2 separate regions of the Homo sapiens genome follow, and region 2 is linked to region 1. Evidence: read pairs that join two places in POLR2A ChIA-PET (ENCODE). Cell type or tissue: OCI-LY7. All regions are shown on one strand. Each heading gives the region's core, and the rest is flanking DNA. Links, peaks and the distances in the headings are about the cores only.

Region 1 (8,790 bases), core at 513-8,512:
CACTAACACCCCAGCACTCCCAGCCTATCCTGCACCACAGGCTAGCAGAAGCCCTCAGGCATAGTCACAGGTGTTTCCAGCAAGTGGCTTGTGGTGTGCAGAGGTGTGTGCTGAGGGGATAAGGTCAGGCCAAGAGTGTCTGCAACAGTTTCAGTTCCCTGCCACAAAAGCAACAAGTCCAAGTCACCATGCTCAGAGAGACCAGGCCTGGCTTAGCACAGGTTCCCACTCTCTCATGAGCTACTCAGAACACACACCCACACTCCTTCCTCACCCCTAGAATAGGAGTATTATATTTTAGAGGACAATGCCTGGTAGACACCACCAACCTCACAGGCAGCAACCTTCATCAGGCAGGTCCAATAGGCCACAAACTACACCAAGCTCATGTCTCCCCTGATCTCATGGGAGCCCCTCCAGCATGCTCTGATAAGCCCCATTTTGCATAGGGGGAAACAGAGGCCAGGCCCACAGAGGCTATGGAGCTTGCTCAAGATTGCACAGTGGTGGCCAGGTGAGGTGGCTCACGCCTGTAATCCCAGCACTTTGGGAGGCAGAGGCAGGTGGATCACAAGGTCAGGAGATCGAGACCATCCTGGCTAACACAGTGAAACCCCATCTCTACTAAAAATAGAAAAAATTAGCCAGGCGTGGTGGCGGGCACCTGTAGTCCCAGCTACTCAGGAGGCTGAGACAGGAGAATGGCTTGAATCTGGGAGGCGGAGGTTGTAGCGAGCCGAGATCATGCCACCGCACTCCAGCCTGGGCGACAGAGGGAGACTCCATCTCAAAAATAAAATAAAATAAAATAAAATAAAAAGATTGCACAGTGGTAGGTGGCAGAGCTGAGACTCAAACTCAGTGCTGTGGGCTTGGGGCCACACAGCCTCTCCAGTACAGTCTCTCAGGACCCTCCTCCCTCTCTCTCTAAAAGGGTGCCCTGGACATTCTGACCTCAGGACACTGGGGATTCACTTCTTTGGAACTTAAGGGGAGGGGTTTGCCTCCAAAACAGCCAACAGGCCTTGGCAAATGCAAAACAGTGTAGCCCCGTTGGAAAACAGGCTGGTGGTGCCTCAAAAGGTTAAATGTAGTCACAAATGCTTAAATGAATGGTTACTGCATGGCCCAGCAATTCCACTCCTAGGTGTACACCCAAGAGAAAGGAAAACACATCTACACAAAATCCTGCATATGAATGTTCACAGCAGCACTATTCATAATAGCCAAAAGGTAGAAACAACCTAATATTGTTTGCATATCTGTCTCCGCAGCAGTCTCATGTTGAATTGTAACCCTCAGTACTGGAGGTGGGGTCTGGTGGAAGGTGACTGGATCATGGGGATGAATTGCTCATTAACGGTTTTGCACCATCTCTTGGTGCTGTCCTTGCAATATTCAGTGAGTTCTTGAGAGATCTGGCTGTTGAAAAGTATGTGGCACCTCCCTCCCTCTCTCTCTTGCTCCTGCTTTCTCCATGTCACATGCCAGCCCCGCCTTCACCTTCCACCATGATTGTAAGCTTCCTGGGGCCCCTCCAGCCATGCTGAACTGTGAGTCAATTAAACCTCTTTCCTTTTTATATTACCCAGTCTTTGGTAGCTCTTTATAGCCGTGAGAACAGACTAATACAGTGACCCTGGGCTATGCCTCAATGTTCTCATCTGTAAAATGGAAATAATGCGTATTGAACACATACAGTTGTGGAATTAAGTAAGCAATAATACAGGGAAAGCTCTTAGAGCTGTAACAGGTACATAAACATATACTACATAAATGTCAGCTCTTATGGTGGCGTTAGTGACAGTGATGACAATGATGACGATGTGGGGGCTTGATGGGCTTCCTGCCTTGTATGAAGCTGAAAAAATGCTTCAGCCTGAAACCAGCTCTTCCTTTGCAACTTGGATCTCAGATCCAGAAGGCAGAGCCCAGGATCTGAGAAGCCCATCCTCCTCAGTGCCCTCCTCGCAGAGATGCACACTGCCCCAATCCCTCAAGCCTGCAGAAGGGTTACCAAGGCACCCTGCCCTTTCTTGGGTCCCAGAGCTGACCTCCCTCTCCTGATGTAGGAGGAGGACACCGCTGGGACAAGACATGGGGAGCTGACCCTGTGAAATCACCACATGAATCACCACGTTCAACAAGATAAGCCTCTGCTGTGAGGTCTCCACTGACCACCTGGAGAAGGAAATGCATTGAACAGACTTGAAACATGACCTAGGAAGCCTTGGCGAGAAGGTAGAATGGACGACTCAGGAGAAAGCCAACCAGAGCAGCCCGAGGGGCCATATCAGTCATCCGTCATCCACTGCAAACTCTCCCATGGCTCCCGGCTCCCTGGAGGAAAAGCTTGAGTGCTATGGAGGCCTCCACAGCCCTGGGTCATGTGACCCCTGCTTCCTCCCCATAACTCTGCCCCCATCACCCTGCTTGGCTGGCTATCCCCAGAACATGCCCCACCTCGAAGGCTTTGTCCTGGCCATTCCTGAAGCCCTCAAAACACTTATCTACACAGCCCACTCCTTCAACTTTTCCAAGCCTTTGCTCAAATGCCAGCTTCTCAGTGAGGCCTTCCATGTCCCCAGCCCCACACCTGGACCCTCATGATCCCCCTTTCAGCATTCTATTTCTTTCCATATATAAAAATTTACTCAGTTACAACTTACAAGACACGAATCACATGTCTGCAGGCTATCCTATGATCATGTAATGGTGCAGACTCCTACTCTCAATGGTCATGAAGCTCCCTGGCCACAAGCTGAGCAGTGCTGCCTGGGTCAAAAGCAACCCCCAAGAAAGGTTCTACTGTGATTACCCAGTAATCTGCAGAAGTACAGCTGGCACTGGATGCTCGGGCCCAGCAATCAGATGTCACACCTAAATCTAGGACAGATGGCAAAGCTGGTAGACACACTTCCACATTTTCAGTCTCTGTGGGAAATTAAAGCTACCTGATCACACACACAGGGAGCACCACTATGATGATCATAGTACCTGCCACATGGAGAATGCCTTTGCTGCTTGGGGACCACGGAAGCAGGTAATGCAAAAGGACAAAAGAGGTATAATCTAGATCTGTGCTATCCAATATGGTAGCCACTAGCCACATGTGGCTTTTGAACACTCAGAATTGAATCTGTCTGAATCAAGATGTGTTATAGGTATAAAACACACACTGGATTTTGAAGACACAGACCAAAAACCAGAATCAAATATCTCGTTAATAATTATATTGCATACATGTTGAAATAATAATGCTTTGGATATACTGAGTTAAATAAAATTTATTAATAAAGTTAGTTTCACCTCTTTTTACCTTTATGAATGTGGCAACTAGAAAACTTTAAACTACACACATGACTGCGTACAGTGGCTCACACCTGTAATCCCAGCTACTCAGGAGGCTGAGCTGGGAGGATCACTTGAGCCCAGGAGTTTGATTCACTTCACCCAGAACAAAATCCCATCTCTATTTAAAAAACAAAACAACAATAACAGCAAAAAAAAAAAAAAACAAAAAAAAAAAAAAACAAAACAAAACACTACTCTCATGGCTGGTATTGGTGACTCACACTGTATTTCCATTGCACAGCAGTGGTCCAGAAGCAGCCAGCTTTGGCTACTGCAGGATGGAGACATGGATGGCAAAGCATTGTGAGTGGGGTGGGGGAAGGGGGTGTGAGGCATCTGTTCAGATCTTTCGCCCACTTTTTAATTGGGTTGTTTTCTTATTGTTGAGCTTTTGTTTTTGGTTTTTTTTGTTGTTTTCTTGCGTTTTGTTTTTTTTTTTTTTTTTTCTGAGATGGAGTCTCGCTCTGTTACCCAGGCTGAAGTGCAGTGGTGCAATCTCTGCTCACTGCAAGCTCCACCTCCTGGGTTAACGCCATTCTCCTGCCTCAGCCTCCTGAGTAGCTGGGACTATAGGCACCCGACACCACACCCGGCTAATTTTTTATATTTTTAGTAGAGACAGAGTTTCACCGTGTTAGTCAGGATGGTCTCGATCTCCTGACCTTGTGATCCATCCACCTTGGCCTCCCAAAGTGCTGGGATTACAGGCATGAGCTACCGAGCCTGGCCTTTTATTGTTGAGTTTTAAGAGTTGCCTATTTTGGATATGGGTCCTTTATCAGCTCTTGTTTCATAAATATTTTCCCCTATCTGTGGCTTGTCTTGTTAACCTCTTAACCTAAAGGTTTTCTGGCACATGGTGATTGGGGAAAAGTGTCTGATGTTGTTCCTCTGAAAACTTTGGTAACCTTGGGCAAATCACTGAAGCTCACTGTACTTAGGAGTAAACCAGGCAAAACTCACAGACAGATTGTAATGACTAGACACTACAAATAAATACCCATACACATGATCACATGGATACATGTGAGCTTGTAGTGCCCAGCACAATACTGACACATGGCAGATGCTCAATACTGCTCCCAAGCTTTCAAGAACACTCTCTCATCCTGGTGCCAGCAGCACTTCCCAATGACATTTCTCCAGGTTCCTCTTAGGAGGTAACTGATTGCCAAAGAGGAGGCAGAGGAGCTCAAAGTGGACAGTTAGGAAGAAGCATTTCCAGGGCTCTGGGAAAACGGTCACCAAATATACACTCCCTGGGCTGAGGCGTTAAACCTTGAAATGATGAAAAGTCTGTGCTATGCTTCACCGCAACATTTGGACAAACATCTACTGAGGGAACTAAGACAGGTTACTAACTTCAAAAAATGGTCCTTTTGTGCCACAAAAAAAGCAGAAGTGATGGTTAAAATGTATGATTCTTGACTCAAGCCAAGAAGCACATCCTTGCCAATCAGTGTCCATGCCCATGTGCTGCAAGCTAACATATCCAGAGTTGCCTCATTCATTTACGCCCTAGTCAGCACCAACCCCATGCCAGAAGACAATGCTGGGGCCCAGAAAAGTTGAAAATAGGACACTGTCTACAGAAAGCCAATGTTTAGAAGGAAATTATTACATCAACTATTTAAGATAGAGCAATGAGCAATCAGGAAAATGCAAATCAGAACCACAATGACATAACACTTCACCTCCACTAGGATGGTGATAACCAAAAAGACAGATACTAACATGTGTTGGCGAGGACATGGGGAAGTTGGAGCCCTCATACATTGCTGGTGGGAAAGTAAATGGTGCAACTGCTTTGGCAAACAGTCTTGGCAATTCCTTAAGTGATTAAACAGTTACAGATAACCTAGAATTCCACTCTTAGGCAAAGAGCCAAGAGAAATGGAAACATGTGTTCACACAAAAACTTGTACATGAATGTCCACCGCAGTATTATTCACAATAACCAAAAAGAGTCCAGGCACGGTGGCTCATACCTGTAATCCCAGCACTCTGGGAGGCAAGGCAGGTGGATCACTTGAGGCCAGGAGTTCAAGACTAGCTTGGCCAACATAGTGAAACCCTGTCTGTATTAAAAATACAAAACTTAGCCAGGTGTGGTGGTACACGCCTGTAATCCCAGCCACTCAGGAGGCTGAGGCACGAGAATCACTTGAATCCAGGAGGTAGAGGATGCAGTGAACCAAAATCGCACCACTGCCCTCCGGCCTGACCGACACAGTGAGACTGTAGAGAGTAAAGAAAGAAAGAAAAGGAAGGAAGGAAGGAAGGGAGGGAGGGAGGGAGGGAGGGAGGGAGGGAAGAAGAAAAGAAAGGAAAAGAAAAGAAAAGAAAAGGAGAAAAGAAAAGAAAGGAAAGGAAAGGAAAGGAAAGGAAGGAAAGAAAGGAAAGAAAGAAAAGAAAGAAAGGAAAGAAAGAACAAAGAAAATGAAAACAGTAACCAAAAAGAGAGAACTACCTAAATGTCCATCAAGTGATGAATGGATAAACAAAATATGGTCTATCCATGCAATGGAATATTAGTCTTAAAAAGGAATGAAGTGTTGATAATATGCTACAATATGAACGAACCTTATGTTAGGCTAAAGAAGTGAGATGCATCCTGGCTAACACAGCAAAACCCCATCTCTACTAAAAATACAAAAAAAATTAGACAGGCGTGGTGGTGGGCACCTGTAGTCCCAGCTACTCAGGAGGCTGAGGCAGGAGAATGGCATGAACCCATGAGGCAGAGCTTGCAGTGAGCCGAGATCATGCCACTGCACTCCAGCCTGGGCGACAGAGTGAGATTCCGTCTCACAAAAAAAAAAAAAAAAAAAAAGTGAAATGCAAAAAGCCATGTATTGTGAGAAATGTCCAGAATAGGAAACTCTGTAAAGGCAAAAAGTAGATTTGTCATTGCCAGGGATGGGGGAAAGTAAAGTAGAGGTGACTGCTAATGTATAGGATTTGGGGGAAATTATGAAACATTCTAAAACTGATTATGATAATGTTGGTACAACTCTGAATATACTAAAAACCACTTAACAGTATACATTAAGGGGTACATTATAGGGTATACAATGTTTTTATCTCAATAAAAGTATTAATTTCTTTTGCACTTTGGGAGGCTGAGGTGGGTGGATCACCTGAGGTCAGGAGTTCGAGACCAGCCTGATCAAAATGATGAAATGCCGTCCCTACTAAAAATACAAAATCAGCTGGGCGTGGTGGCGCATGCCTGTAATCCCAGCTACTTGGGAGGCTGAGGCATGAGAATTGCTTGAACCTGGGAGGCAGAGGTTGTAGTGAGCTGAGATTGCGCCACTGCACTCCAGCCCGGCGACAAGAGTGAAACTCCACTCAGTCTCAAAACAAAAACAAAAAAAGAAAGAAAACAAATCTATAGGTTCCTCATCAAGAGAAGGTGGTAGGTCAAGGTAGCAGTTACACATTCAATATCACATATCTACTAAGCATCTACTGGGAACACTTGGTAGCAAAAGCTGGAAGTACAGACATGAATAAGACTGTACCCACCTGAGGCCGGGCGCGGTGGCTCACGCCTGTAATCCCAGCACTTTGGGAGGCCGAGGCGGGTGGATCACGAGGTCAGGAGATCGAGACCATCCTGGCTAACACGGTGAAACCCCATCTCTACTAAAAATACAAAAAATTAGCTGGGCGCGGTGGCGGGCGCCTGTAATCCCAACTACTGTGGAGGCTGAGGCAAGAGAATGGTGTGAACCCGGGAGGCGGAGCTTGCAGTGAGCCAAGATAGCGCCACTGCACTCTGGCCTGGGCGAAAGAGCGAGATCCGTCTCAAAAAAAAAAAAAAAAAAAAAAAAAAAAAAAAAAAAAAGACTGTACTCACCTGAAGGAGCTAACTTCTAGTTTTTTCATTCCAGACAGAATGTTGGTGGGCACCTCTGCACAGCCACAGATTTTTTGGAAGCCATTTCAAAATGAAATGTTGGCCAGGTGTGATGGCTGATGCCTGTAATCCCAACACTTTGGGAGGCTGAGGTGGGTGGATCACTTGTGGTCAGGAGTTCGAGACCAGCCTGACCAACATAGTGAAACCCCGTCTCTACTAAAAGTACAAAAATTAACCAGGCGTGGTGGTGTACAACTGTAATCCCAGCTACTGGGGAAGCTGAAGCAAGAGAATCGCTTGAACCCTGGAGGCGGAGGTTGCAGTGAGCTGAGATTGTGCCACTGCACTCCAGCCTGGGTGACAAAGCAAGACACCACCTCAAGAAAAAAAAAATTAAAGAAAATAAAAAACAACTATCTAATATCGAAAAAATGGGAGATAGGTTTTTAAAAAATAAGGTAGAATCCTATAGTAATTTCAAACAATAGCGAAGACGTGTTTGCTGGAATCGGGAGTATCATGATTGGAAACAACCTAAATGTCCAGCATTGACAGGACAGATCAATCTATCGTGCTGTACTGTTGAGTGAAATTGCTCATGGATGTTAAAATAAAGCTACATCAACATGGAAAATCTTCACAAGGTCAAGCAAAAACATGCAAGTTGCTTGAGGGATACACACCACGCAGTGTCTTTTATGTAAAGACCTGCAAAACATATTATATGTTAATCATGGATGAAAATTTTTGAAATGGGAATTATAATTATTAAATCATGATACTGATTTCTCTAGGGAGGGAAGGGTACTTATGAGAACTTAACTATATTTTATTTCTTAAAAACAAAAAAGATCCAAAGCAAACATCACAACTCATCTAAGTTGGTTGCGGGGTTGGGGGTTATTTATTCTCAATCGCTACGCTACTGAATTCCCACATGCATAATAGCTTTACTCAAATTGATTATCTTGCAGCTCTGGAGACGAGCAAAAGTCATGAGTCTCATGGGGCTAAAATCAAGGCATCACTGGGACAAGCTTTCTCCAGACCCTCTAGGGGAGAATGAGTTCCTTTGCCTTTTCCAGCTTGCACAAGCCACCTGCATTCCTTGATTCATGGCCCCTTCCTCCATCTTCAGAGCCAGCTGGTGCCATCTTCCAGTCTCACTCTGACTCTGACCCTCCTGCCTCCCTCCTGCAAGGACCTTTGTGATTTCATCATATCCACCCAGATAATCCAGGATCATCTCCCCATCTCAAGATCTGTTCAATCTGCAAGGAGCATTTTGCCGTATAGAGTAATATATTCACAGGCTCCAGGGATTAAGACAAGGGCATCTTGGGAGCAGAGAGCGTTTATTCTGCCTATCATAGAGGGTTGGAAATAACAATAATAATAATAATAATAATAATAGCAATAGTATCACAATAGCGAAGATAGGGAATCAACCCAAATGCCCATCAACAATAGACTGGATAAAGAAAATATGGTACATATACACCATGGAATACTATGCAGCCATAAAACGGAACGAGATCGTGTCCTTCGCAGGGACATAGATGAAGCTG
Region 2 (8,790 bases), core at 456-8,455, 720 kb after region 1:
TCAGCTTCCCAAGTCGCTGGCATTACAGGAGTGTGCCACCACACCTGGCTAATTTTTGTATTTTTTTAGTAGAGATGTGGTTTCACTATGCTGGCCAGGCTGGTCTCAAACCCCGGACCTCAGGTGATCCACCCGCCTCGGCCTCCCAAAGTGCTGGGATTACACGCATGAGTCACTGTGCCTGGCCTGCGACATGATAATTTAAGGAAAAAAAAAATTATTTCATTCCTTCAGCTTTTGAGTGCTTGCTATGTGGCAAGCACTGTATTTAAAATTGGGAAAACAAATGAAAATAAGATAAACCTTGCTGTTTCTTGGTGGGTACACAGCCTACTTCCTGGGGAGACTGACAGATGATCTCTAGTATGTTCAGCACCGTGTGTGTGCTGGGGGATAGTGGTACAGGGTGCCGTAAGAGCATGTTGGCTGGCCTAAGAACCTAGACTTGGTTAGACAAGCCTTTGGGCAGGAACGGACTTCTGAATCTAGACCGGAAGTAGTTAGTAAAGATGGTAGGGAGAGTCTTTCAGTCAAAACACAGTGTACACATCTTAAACTTTCTTACCTGAACGTCAGAGTGACCTGAAACATTCAGTTCTTTGAAGTGGAATGAAGCAAAATAAATTTCTTAGTGACACATTTTTTGACTTCTTCCACTGAAGGGGTATGAACTTTAGAAAGTTTCATAATTAAGGGGAAAAGAAAGCAATATTGAATTATATACTTGGCTAGGCACGGTGGCTCACACACTATTATCCCAGCACTGTGAGAGGTTGAGGTGGGAGGATCATGAGCTCAGGAATTTGAGACCAGTCTGGACAACATAGACCCCCCCATCTCTACAAAAATAAAAAATAAAAATAATAATTATACACTCTACTTACGTTGTGCTGCGTATCAGAGCTGTAACCAAAGCAATTGAATGCTGTTTTAAGTACTACTATCCTTTGGGTAAGGGGTAAAATGAGCCAGTGAGGCCTCTTTAAAACAGTATTTGAGTTAACCATTTTTCTATGAACTTACGTTGCATTGTTTTTAGAAAAATACTTGGTGTCAGAATATGAACTGTATTTAATATAGCATATGCTTTTTAAAAAATATTATTCTCTAAGGCAAGTACTTTTAACTTTATATCCTAAATAACTCTTTTTACTCTTGAACATTGGCCGGTCCTTCTTTCAGGATTCCCTGAATCGTTTGACCGTATCTTTAGAGAAGTGCTCAGTAAGTCGAGGGCTGAACCTGTCCAGTGAGTGGTGAGCAGAGCTTGATTCTCCACCAACCCATGGCTTAGCTCTGAGAAGACTGTTGAGTTGTGATCTTAATTTTCTTCTTTAAGCGATGGTAGTGCTATCTTCAAGGTTAGGCTTGAATTTGATTAAAGTAGAATTTTAAGAACTTAGTCAAATTATAGTTGTTCCAGGAGGTCAGTTTCATTCCTGTAAAATTTTACTTTGTAACCCAAGCTGCACTGAAGCTCTCTTAGGTCAACTCTGCCTAAAGAGGCACCTGATTATTACTGTTATTTTTTTTTTTAGGTTAAATCATTTCTTATATGAGCCATCTTTATGCTGCCTCCCTAAACCTCATCACCCCAAATTTGTCTTCAGAGGCACAGATTTTTTTTTCTGCAAGACAGACCAGTAATAGTTAAGTATACATTTGAAATATGCTCCAAAATTTTCTTTTGTGATTTAGGCTAAGTAATGTTAAAGCAGATAATCCAATCTCCAAAAGATGCACAAGGTGTTCAGATGAAGCCATCTTTGCTTAAATGGTACTGCTGTTTAAATGCGTCATCTCTATACATGATCTTCATTCTTTCCTGAGCCATGCACTATTTAAAGGTAGTGTCAACAGGTCAAACAGAAATTCTGGGAAAGTCTTTTGAAAGCAATGGTAATGAAAAGTGCTTCTTAAGAAGTAATGCTACTGCTTTTCTGAAATGTTGGTCTTCTGTTTTAGTGCGTAAATTCACAGAGAAACACGAATGGGTAACAACAGAAAATGGCATTGGAACAGTGGGAATCAGCAATTTTGCACAGGTATTGGATTATATTGAAATATTTGTCCCAGTGTGCTCTTGCATGATTTGCTTTATCTCTACCTTTTTAAAAGTGTTTAGGCTGCGTGAGGTGGCTCATGCCTGTAATCCCAACACTTTGGGAGGCTGAGGCAGGAGGATTGCTTGAGGCCAGGAGTTCAAGACCAGCCTGGTCAACAAAGTGAGACCCCGTCTCTACCAAAAGTTAAAAAAAAAAATTAGCCTGGCATGGTTGCTCATGCCTGTGGTCCCAGCTACTCAGGAGGCTAAGGCAGGAGGGTCGCTGGAGCCCAGGAGGTTGAGGCTGCAGTGAACCATGATCATGTCACTGCAAAATACAAAAATTAGCTGGTCTTGGTGGTGCACACCTGTAATCCCAGCTCGTCAGGAGGCTGAGACAGAAGAATCACTTGAACCTGGGAGGCAGAAGTTGCAGTAAGCCGAGATTGCACCACTACACTCTAGCCTGGGTGACAGAGTGAGACTCCATCTCCAAAAAAAAAAAGAAAGAAAGAAAGTAAGAAAACCAACCAGAGTTGAATTAAGTAAAACATAATTTAGTTAGGGCATTATGTGGTGTTTTAAGAGATGTTGCAAGCTTAACACTGAAAGTAGGAAACATGTCCTATTCAAGAAGGAAATGTGTGTGTTTTGTACTGGGCAATTAAGGAAAGAGGAAAAAGAAGAGCAGGGTGTTGCCACCATTTTGTGGGTCCAGTGATACACACGTGACCAGGAGGACGGGAAGAAAGAAAACCTCAATAGGCACAGATGACACAAAGGGAAGGCTTTTATTCAGCCCATCTTTTCTCTGTAAATTCCCCTCAATTCCATATGGCGATACTGTTTAAGAGAAAATGAGAAGCCAAATCCTAGCGTGTTCAGTGATTTTCAACTGGATGTATGTATTGGGTGAGGCGGGGAAGGGGGGATGTTAACTGATGGGAATGCACTCGTGTCACTTAATGATGGAGCTATGTTCTGATAACTGCCTCCTCGGGGATTGCGTCCTTCTGTGAGCCTCCTAGGGTGCCCTTACACACACCTAGATGGTACAGCCTATTACACACCTTGGCTGTATGGTACAGCCTTTGCTCCTGGGCTACAAACCTGTACAGCATGTTACTGTACTGAATACTGTAGGCAATCGTAACACACTTGGCCTATCAAAACACAGAAAAGGTACAGTAAAAATATGGCATAGGTTGAGCATCTCTAATCCCTGAAATACTCCAAAAATCTGAAACTTTTTGAGCACCAACGTGACTCTTAAAGAAAATGCTCATTGGAGCGTTTTGGATTCCAGAATCTTGGATGAGGAGTGCTCATGTATTAAGTATAATGCGAGTATTCCAAAATCTGAAATCCAAAACACTTCTGCTCCCAAGCATTTTGGACAAGTGATACTAACTATATTATAATTTCATGGGACCACTGTCATATATGTGGTCTGTTGTTGACCAAAATGCCATTAGGCGGCACGTGACTGTACAAAATTCCTCAGACATGTAAGATGCTTGTGTGTTGATAATCACAATTATATCTTCCTTGGCATCTCTGTATACCTACTATGAGGCCCAGTGTTGGATAGTTTTTGAGATGTTGTGTAAGATGTCGTCCTTACCTCCTAGAGTTTATTTGTGAGGGGAATTACCTACATGAGAATGACTTGCAAACATTACATGATGGCATCGGAACGGTGGGGTTGTAATTCACTTACCTGATGGAGAGACCACTTCTTTCTGGAGTCAGGGACTTCAGGGAGTACAAGGTGTGAGGACTATGATTTGTAGAATCAGTGAGCAGGATTTCAGCAAATGCTTTGGGGGCAATGGTGTACATAAAACTACAGAGGTGGAAGAACACCAAATATGTTCATGCCCAGAAGAGCTAGCAGTGTTTGCCGGGCGCAGTGGCTCACACCTGTAATCCTAGCACTTTGGAAGGCCGAGGCAAGTTGATTATCTGAGGTCAAAAGTTCAAGACCAGCTGGCCAACATGGTGAAACTGCATCTCTAGCAAAAAATTTTAAAAAATTAACCAGGCATGGTGGTGGGCACCTGTAATCCCAGCTACTTGGGAGGCTGAGGCAGGAGAATCGCTTGAACCTGGGAGGCAGAGGTTGCAGTGAGCTGAGATCAGGCCACTGCACTCCAGCCTGGGCAACAAGAGAGAAACTCTGTCTCAAAACCAAATAAAACAAAGAGCTAGCAGTCTTGTGTGGGGCAGGAGGCTTGTGTTAGGTTGCTAAAGCCTGTGAGCCAGATCTGGCTGGCGGCTGGTCTCTTGCAGCTCCTGAGTTGAGAATAGTTTTTTAAAATCATTTTATTTTACTTAGTTTTGGAGAACAGGGTCTTGCTATATTGCCAAGGCAGGTCTCAAACTCCTGGGCTCAAGCTATCCTCCCACCTCTGCCTCCCTAAGAGCTGGGATTACAGGCATGAGCCACCGCACCCAGCCATTTATTTTTATTCTTGACATGGAGTCTTGCTCTGTCGCCAAGGCTGGAGTATACAGGTGCAATCTCAACTCACTGCAACCTCTGCCTCCCAGATTTAAGTGATTCTCCTGCCTCAGCCTCCTGAGTAGCTGGGATTGCAAGTGCCTGCCACCACACCCAGCTAATTTTTGTATTTTTATTAGAGACTGGGTTTCACCATGTCAACCAGGCTGGTCTCGAACTTCTGACCTCATGTGATAACACCCACTTTGGGCCTTTCAAAGTGCTGGGATTACAGGCGTGAACTACCACACCTGACTGAGAGTAGTTTTTACATGTTTAAAGGATTTTAAGGAAAACTCAAGAATGTAGCCCCTCCAGTATAAAATATATACTAAATCTTCATTATAGGGGATTCAGTGTTTGGCTTATTCTGTTTACTGGAGGGTTTAGTTATAACTTCTTAGAGATTTTTGGTTTTGTCTTGTTTTATTTAGGAAGCGTTGGGAGATGTTGTTTATTGTAGTCTCCCTGAAGTTGGGACAAAATTGAACAAACAAGGTGAGTGTTCTTAGGATCTTAGAATGATCCATGCCATGAATTTTGTTTACATTGAATAGTAATTTGTTTGTACCCTGGATTAATTAGAGTGCTTTTTTTTTTTTGGAGACAGTCTTGCTTTGTCACCCAGGCTGGAGTGCAGTGGCACCATCTCGGCCCACTGTAACCTCTGCCTCCTGGGTTAAAGCGATTCTTGTGTCTCAGGCACGTGCCACCACGCCCAGCTAATTTTTGTATTGTAGAGACAGAGTTTCCCCATGTTGGCAAGGCTGGTCTCGAACTCCTGACCTCGAGTGATCCGCCCGCCTTGGCCTCCCAAAATGCTGAGATTACAAGTGTGAGCCACCGTGCCCAGCCAATTAGAGTGCTTTTGACCCAAGTATTAGGTTGGTGTAAAAGTAATTGCTACTCAGAGGCTGAGACAGGAGAATTGCTGGAACTTGGGAGGCGGAGGTTGCAGTGAGCCGAGATCCCATCACTGTACTCCAGCCTGGGCAACAGAGCAAGACTCCGTTTTAAAAAAAAGAGAGAAAAAAAGTCTATTAATATCGATATGTTAGATAATATCCTTAAACTAATGAATACCCTTTTAAGACATTCTGCTAAAGGTAGTTTTTTAACTTGATGTAAAATCTACATACAGTGAAATGCATGGACCAGAAGTGTACAATTCAGTGAGTTTTAACAAATGTATACACTTAAATAAACCTTCCTAGTCAAATAGATGACCTCTTCTCTCGTTTCTACACCATAGGTTTATTTTGCCTATTCTTTATATGAAAGGAATCACACAGTGTGTGTTACGTTTGGCTGCTTTTGGGATTTACCAAGCTTCTTGAATCTGTAGATTGAATTTTTTTTCGATTAAATTTGGAGACTTCTTATTTTAGTCATGATTTCTTTCTCTTCCCACTTCATTCCTTTTTCCTTCTCTGATTTGAGACATGTTCGTCATATCACTTGATATTGTCCTATAGGGTCCCTAAGACTGTTAACTTTTCAGCCTTTTTTAAACTGTTCTTTTTTTTTTCTTCTTATTTTTTTGAGACGGAGTCTTGCTCTGTTGCCCAGGCTGGAATGCGATGGTGCGACATTGGCTCACTGCAACCTCCGCCTCCTAGGTTCAAGCAATTCTCCTTTTTCAGCCACCCAAGTAGCTGGGAGTACAGGCATGCACAACCACACCAGGCTAATTTTTTAAATTAATTAATTTATTTATTTCGAGGTTTTGGTAGAGGCGGGGTTTCACCATGTTGGCCAGGCTGGTCTTGAACTCGTGACCTCAAGTGATCTACCCGCCTTGGCTTCCCAAAGTGTTGGGATTACAAGCATGAGCCGCCGTTCCTGGCCAGTAGTTCAGAGTTCATAATTGTGTTTTTTTTGTTTTTTTTTTTTTTTTTTTTTTTTTTTTTTTTTTTTTTTTTTTTTTTTTTTTTTTGAGACGGAGTCTCGCTCTGTCGCCCAGGCCGGACTGCGGACTGCAGTGGCGCAATCTCGGCTCACTGCAAGCTCCGCTTCCCGGGTTCACGCCATTCTCCTGCCTCAGCCTCCCGAGTAGCTGGGACTACAGGCGCCCGCCACCGCGCCCGGCTAATTTTTTGTATTTTTAGTAGAGACGGGGTTTCACCTTGTTAGCCAGGATGGTCTCGATCTCCTGACCTCATGATCCACCCGCCTCGGCCTCCCAAAGTGCTGGGATTACAGGCGTGAGCCACCGCGCCCGGCCGTTTTTTTTGTTTTTGAGACGGAGTCTCACACTGTCACCAAGGCTGGACTGCAATGGCATGGTCTCGGCTCACTGCAACCTCCACCTCCCGGGTTCAAGTGATTCTCCTGCCTCAGTCTCCCAAGTAGCTGGGATTATAGGCGCCCACCACCACGCCCGGCTAATTTTTTTGTATTTTAGTAGAGACCATGTTGGCTAGGCTGGTTTCAAACTACTGACCTCAGGTGATCTTCCTGCCTTGGTCTTCCAAAGTGCTGGAATTACAGGCATGAGCCACCACGCCTGGCCCAGAGCTTATAATTGTTATCTGATACAGGGTACTTCACTGTCACTGGAACATTCTAAAGTTTTCATTTTGTTTTTTTCTGAGCCACAGCTAAGTTGCAAGAACATGGAGTTTTACTGAACCTACACACATCTGGCATTCAGGCACATCACCATTTGTTATTTACTGTGTCCAGGACACACAGATAGGTCCACTTTATTGAGACAATATATACCCTTCTCGTGGTTATTATAGCCTGACAAAACTTATGGTTTTATTTTTAATTAAAGAAATGTAGGCCAGGCACGGTGGCTCACGGTTATAATCCCAGCACTTTGGGAGGCTGAGGCGGGTTGATCACGAGGTCAGGAGTTCAAGACCAGCTTGGCCAACACAGTGAAACGCTGTCTCTACTAAAAATACAAAAATTAGCTGGGCGTGGTGGTGCGCGCCTGTAATCCTAGCTACTTGGGAGGCTGAGGCAGGAGAATGGCTTGAACCCGGGAGGCAGAGGTGGCAGTGAGCCTAGAACACACCATTGTACTGTAGCCTGGTGACAGAGCGAGACTCCGTCTCAAAAAAAAAAAAAAAAAAGAGCCAGGTGCAGTGGCTTATGCCTATAATCCCAGCACTTTGGGAGGCCGAGGCGGGCGGATCACGGCATCAGGAGATTGAGACCATCCTAGCTAACACAGTGAAACCCCGTCTCTACTACAAATACAAAAAATTAGACGGGCGTGGTGGCAGGTGGGCGCCTGTAGTCCCAGCTACTCGGGAGGCTGAGGCAGGAGAATGGCATGAACCCTTGGGAGGTGGAGCTTGCAGTGACGTGAGATTGCGCCACTGCACTCCAGCCTGGGCAACAGAGCGAGACTCCATCTCAAAAAAAAAAAAAAAAGAAATTTGGAATTTTAAAATCATAGCTGTATGACAGGAATCTACTTTTTCGTATTTTATGTTTTCAAGTAACTGACTTTTAACATTTCATGTTTTCTTTAATTTTTTTTCCACTTAGATGAGTTTGGTGCTTTGGAAAGTGTGAAAGCTGCTAGTGAACTCTATTCTCCTTTATCAGGAGAAGTAACTGAAATTAATGAAGCTCTTGCAGAAAATCCAGGACTTGTAAACAAATCTTGTTATGAAGATGGTAAGCTGTTGCTAGAAATTTCTCAAGGAATTACTACTACAGTAAATATTTTATCTAGAATTTAAAGCAAGTTTAGCTGATTGTGACTTCATCTTTTTCTACTTCTTGGTACTAAATAGAGATGTTCTGCTTTAAAAGAAAAACAGAGGTTAGTTGAATACTTAAAGTTATGTTTAAGATTTCTGGCTAGGCGCAGTGGCTCGCGCCTGTGATCCCAGCACTTTGGGAGGCCAAGGTGGGTGGATTGCTTTAGTCCAGGAGTTGGAGACCAGCCTGGGCAACATGGTGAAACTCTGTCTCTATAGAAATACAAAAATTAGCTGGCTGTGGTGGAATGTGCCTGTAGTCTCAGTTACTAGGGAGGCTGAGGTGGGAGAATTGCTTGAACCTGGGAGGTCAAGGCTGCAGTCTATAGTGAGCCAAGATCGCACCACTCCACTCCAGCCTGAGTGACAGAGCGAGACCTTCTCAAAAAAAGAAAAAAAAATCTCTGATGATAAAAGCATTACCTTATTTTGCAGTTTCTTGATATCAGTTGTAGATTCTTTGGTTTTGGTGTAAACATCTGCAAAGTATTTACTTTTTCAGACATAAAGCAGCCACTCAT

The links. ChIA-PET counts read pairs that join two places held together with the same protein. Peaks named below come from ENCODE experiments on the same cell type or tissue, not always from the same donor. Only the 100,000 strongest peaks of a DNase experiment are listed, where the experiment ranks them.
Region 2: POLR2A ChIA-PET joins it to region 1 with 6 read pairs; 2 of 35 experiments call an interaction of 5 or more read pairs at or near these places.

Annotation. Positions count from the first base shown.
Region 1 is chr16:81,800,511-81,809,300 of GRCh38, reverse strand. The region is part of intron 2 of PLCG2 (phospholipase C gamma 2); the gene reads right to left. Among named protein-coding and RNA genes, the nearest start is that of PLCG2, 26 kb to the right of the region's middle. RefSeq lists enhancers at 416-525, 816-875, 906-1,015, 1,026-1,095. In OCI-LY7, for the core only: a CTCF peak has its summit at 4,021; DNase peaks (open chromatin) are centred at 3,633 and 4,760; H3K4me3 peaks cover 4,228 bases; H3K27ac peaks cover 7,498 bases.
Region 2 is chr16:81,083,856-81,092,645 of GRCh38, reverse strand. It overlaps GCSH (glycine cleavage system protein H), which reads left to right. Exons shown (of 5, transcript NM_004483.5): 2 at 1,966-2,045; 3 at 4,982-5,045; 4 at 8,052-8,183. Among named protein-coding and RNA genes, the nearest start is that of GCSH, 8.1 kb to the left of the region's middle. In OCI-LY7, for the core only: no CTCF peak of the experiment used is centred there; no DNase peak of the experiment used is centred there.